2 separate regions of the Homo sapiens genome follow, and region 2 is linked to region 1. A link is an interaction called in ENCODE POLR2A ChIA-PET data of the cell type or tissue named here. Cell type or tissue: OCI-LY7. All regions are shown on one strand. Region 1 has its middle 49 kb from the start of LINC00347. Region 2 has its middle 130 kb from the start of LINC00347.

Region 1 (2,500 bases):
TGCTGGAGAACTGTCCTGTAGGTTTATCAGTTCAGTATTCCTGTCATTATTGTACAGGTGAGGAAACTGAGACTCACATTCAGTTACTTGTCCAAGGATCTCAGGACTAACTCCATAATTGATATTCTCTCAGGATGTCACACATTTCTGTCCATCTGTGTCCTCCATCTTTGAGAAGATGAAATCAGACAACTTAGCGATGGAGATAGTTAAAGAGATTAGGAACTCATGGGAGTGGAATGCAGTAGAAAGAACTTTTTCACGTAAGAGACTGCAATTCTTCACATCTCTGTCTGTTCTGTTTTCCCCTTGAATGCTTCAGCTAGAATGAAAGAAATCTATTTTCTAATTACAAAAAATATCTTTATTGAGACTACGGTATTGGGGCAGGGATTCTATACCTCCATCTCTCAGACCCATTGACAATTCATTTTTAATTTCTCTCTTCGTGTTCTGGGACTTCTTCAAATCTACACACAAATTTTACTTCTGTTGCTTTTTCTCTACTTTCTAGGCCAAAAATGAAAAATAAAGAATGAGGATTTCAGCTCATGGTTAAGAACATATGTGTGATTTTTCATACCTGGCCATAGGCAATTCCAAAGCTGTACCTGGCAGGCCATTCAGGAGGAAGCTGCCTCCTCACACTATGGTGCAAAGCCAGTGCATTACTTTCTGAGAGGAGTTGCAGTAAGGACTCGCGTCCCTCTGGCAGGTCATGCTGTTTCACATATTTACAGTCCTAGCCCAGGTGCTTTCATTCCTAGGTCTCTTTATTTGAGGCCTACAGTAGAGGTCTTCAGTTGCCTCTACCAAGGACCCCTTACAGGAGGCAGAAGCGAAAACCTTGAAGACACTTTCCCCAACTCTGACTCAGGACTCAGTACGTTTCCACTCATAACCCTCAGCCCTTGCCCTCTCTCCCAACTGCAGAGTCTATAAAACTGCCTAAGTCTTTTGTTAGGGGCTCCCTTAACAGTGAGATGACCCCCACGTCTATGCAGATCCACCTGACCCTCAATTTGTGCATTGTCTCATGGGTGAAAATGGAACAGGGAGAGTTGGTACTTCCTGTGGTTTTAGACTGTTGCTTATACCATCACAGTAAGTGATCAAAGCTTTGGCTTTTTCACTTTTTTGACTTGTTGCCTTAATTGGCTACTCAGACACCTGACAGCTCAGCTAGCTCACTCTCTCCCAGCTTGGCTGAGCTCCTGACAAAGGAAGCCCACTGGAAGATGAAATGGATCTGGAAGCTGTGGACCTACTGAATTTTCTTGAAGCAAACTTTGCAGACCAGCTTTCAGAGGAAGAAGAAAAACAACTGATCCCAGCAAGTAATAGCTTCACTTTTTTATTTCTCACACTACACTGAATTTCTCTTAAGTTCCAGCTTTCATTGTTGCCATCTTTGGCAAGCTTCCCATGACAGAAAATGGTTTTATAGTGATGTCTGCTATATGCCCACAACATTGTAAAACAGTTGAGCTTATTTCATAAAATTATACAAATTACATGAATATTAATATAATAAGAACACCACATACAACACATGTTCATATGTTTGATTAACCACTGATTGACTGAATAAATGAATGAATGGCCAGACAATCATATAAGGACTGCAGTATTGAATCCCGGAATAAGAAAAGAGAGGAGCAGTAAGCAGATGGCACCTGGGGATTGTGGAATCTATAGGGGAAGGATGGAAGGAACAGAACAGCAGGTAGTAGGTGGGGAGGAAAAAACATAGGAAGTAAAAAAGGCAATACTATACCTTTTGTTCTTACCTCAAAAGCTGAAAGATCAATTTTCTGTCTCCTGATTGATGTTTCCAAAAGCTTAATATGCTGCTGTAGAACAAGACCAGGAAATTGGAGAATGTCCCTGGCACCACCCTGCTGAGTTCTACCAAGTCTGGTTTGAATGAAATGAAAAGTCAAAGTACAGATATGTTCCATTTTCATTGGAAGCGAAAAGGTTTTTTTCCTTCAGTTGTTTCTTTTTCCCTCCAGAAAAATCTTATCCTTTAAAAAAAAAAAGCTAATACTATACCGGGGTCCACATTAGTCCTCTCCTTTCAGTAAATATAATTTTGACCAATATTATCCTGGATATTTCATTGTCTTGTCAACAAAAACATGGTAATTGGTATTAATGTCCGAAAATCAAAGCCTTTCGGAAATGATAGGCTTGATTTAGTACCACTGGCATGGCTCTCATTAAATCAGCAAAGTCTGTGTAGTACAAATGTGCAGATTCCTTTATTCATCACTGTAAGAACCTCAGGGAGCCTCACTGAAAATGCACATGACAGATCAGGTGGGTACGGCTGCAGCCCAAATAAAGACAAAATAGAAAATGCGAGCAACATCATATAAAATTTACCTCACAGAAGTCAGCAAGTAATCATTACTTAAGTAAATTATGCTTTTTACATAATCGGAAATGTTCTGTATTTAAGAGTCTTGGAGGGACAAATACACATTGCACTAAATAT
Region 2 (2,500 bases), 180 kb after region 1:
TCTTCCCTGAGCTGTTATCTTCTGCAGGGGGTCTAGGAGAACCTGAGCATAGTTGTCCCTACTAGATCTACTCCATGGATGAAGAGTAGAAGAAAAAAAATAGCTCTTTTTTTGTACCACAAAGCCAGTCGATATTGTGGCCTGCTCTGGAAATTAGCCAATACCCATGCACAAGAACTGGCACTGGTCAGAAAGCCACAGAAGATGAGCCTTTGCTCCCCTGGCAGTTCTTGCAGTGTTGCTGGCTTCAGGGTTTGCTACTATTGTGTTTCCAGCTGGCATGACTGCAGGCGTCTTGCTTTCACGAGCTTTTACCCCATCCATACATTAAGAATGGGACACACTGTACCCCAAATCACTAACACCAGGAAAAATGCCAATTTCAACATTTAAACAGTTTCATACTTTGCAAACGTTGTTTGCTGATGATTCGATATTTGCAAAAACAACAACAACAACAACAACACCTTATGTTAATCTTAGTAGTCAAATCCAAGCCTTAGGGCTTAACTAGTGACAGATGCTCTTTCGCATGGTGGTGCCTGAGTTAAATAATTTCGCTGAATAAGTTAATAGGTAAGTGATTATACCTAAATTAAATAAAAATTGAAATTTATATTAAAATATACATAGAAATGTGTATTAAAATACATACTAAATATATGTATATTTAATGTGTATATGTATCCATATATATAGATCGCACACTTTAGATAAACTGAAACGATTATTCAAAAAGCCCAGATATATGCCTCATTTTCCCTGAAGAAAGTACTTGGTTTCCAAGAAATTTATGCTTCAGCAGCTCTTGTAGCAATAAATAAAAATCTGAGGGACAGAATGTGATTCAGAGATATCCGGAGTCTACAATTTATTCCCAAACAGAAGGAGTCAATATAAATCCTGTGAATTTCATTGTCTGCTGCCAGAAAACCTATTTAATTATGAATAAGAAATGCTTAGAAATGTTCCCTCTTTAGGGAACACAGTCCTTATTTGGAACACAAGACCTTGTAAGCCCTTTAAAAATTACCCATTGTAAGTACAACACTGTCATCTTAGTTCATCATTAGGGAACTCTGCAACTGGAATAACTCCAGACCTTCTTAGTATATTAGAAAGATGGTCATGAGAACACATTGAGGTTTCATTGAATTCTCAGAGCTTTTTGTTACATGACCTGTTTTTAGTTATTCTTTTTACTTAGTTGGTTTGATGTGATTTCCATATTATGAATTGGATCCAGATGTTCAAATAGTAACTTAGACACACACTTTAAAGGTGTTTTTACTGTAAAAATAATGTCCTCTAAATATATTAGCCTATTATAAGAGTCAAAGTAATTAAATTTAAAACACAATAAAACTACAGAGGTAAAATATATTTTCCCTTTATGACCCAACTCTCTAGGTGTATTCCAGAAGACCAAGAAGTTCCTCAGCTCTGCTCATGTTTGGGCCGTTAGAGTAGCGCAAAGGTGAGCCTGTTCTTACTAGACACTATTTGATAGATGGGTTAGTTGACCTCCATGACAAGAAATATTTTGCATGAGTTTAAATCAGTACTCAGTATATAACTTAATTAGGATGTGTTCAGTCTCTACAGAATGTGTTGAAACCAAAAGAACTTCTTAACTGGTATGCTACAGTGTGCCATGAGTAGGTTGCAGGTAGATGAGGTGCTAATCATAGGCACTGTAAAACTGGCCAGGAGGGGGTGCCTGAGGCCACTGAAGTCCTTGAGCAACTTGTTTCTGTCTGAGAAGATTCTGCCCTGTGTACTCCAGTGTTCCATACAAATATAACTCTATATGTAGCCATATGTGTAAAGATCGAAAAGCAGTAGCTCAATAATAGATGTTGAATTTTCACTAAAGCAAGCAAGACATCTAAGGGCAAGCTTTCCAAAATTTGTTCCATGGCTCAGTAGTGTCATCAAAGACCCAATCTCATTTCATTCTTCTATTTCAGCATTCTCAGCATGCTGACATTTGTCTCCAGGCTGGTCACCTCATGGTTGAAAGATGGCTGACAAAACTCCAGGTTTCACATTTTTAAACGGGAGCAACTGAAGCAGAAGTGAGGGAGATATTGAAAGAAATCATTTCTCATGTGGCCTTCATTTCTTTAAGGGAGGAAAACCCTCGTGAAAGTGATCTCCTATACTTCTACTTATGTAGTATTGACTAGAATGGTGTTACTTTCATGTGGACATTGATGCAGGGGGATAGGATTACCATAAATAGCTTGGACATTCATGGCGTGGGCATACTGCCACCTGAATACAATAAAACAGAAGTGCAGTTAGCAAGAAATATAGGAGAATGACTGCTAGGTAAGCAACAAATAGTGTCAGCTATTGAGAGATTTATCAAAAGGAAATAATGTTGTTTATAATTTTAAGAGTCATAACCACTTGCAAGTTAAAGGTAATATATAATTTCTCAAGTCTAATTAACCTCTTCTCAAGCCTTCAACTCTATCTGCTTCAGCTTTTGTAA

What was found. Peaks named below come from ENCODE experiments on the same cell type or tissue, not always from the same donor. Only the 100,000 strongest peaks of a DNase experiment are listed, where the experiment ranks them.
Region 2: POLR2A ChIA-PET joins it to region 1 with 5 read pairs; 3 of 35 experiments call an interaction of 5 or more read pairs at or near these places.

The regions. Positions count from the first base shown.
Region 1 is chr13:74,502,460-74,504,959 of GRCh38, forward strand. No RefSeq gene overlaps it. Among named protein-coding and RNA genes, the nearest start is that of LINC00347, 49 kb to the right of the region's middle. In OCI-LY7, no CTCF peak of the experiment used is centred here; a DNase peak (open chromatin) is centred at 1,102.
Region 2 is chr13:74,681,903-74,684,402 of GRCh38, forward strand. No RefSeq gene overlaps it. Among named protein-coding and RNA genes, the nearest start is that of LINC00347, 130 kb to the left of the region's middle. In OCI-LY7, no CTCF peak of the experiment used is centred here; no DNase peak of the experiment used is centred here.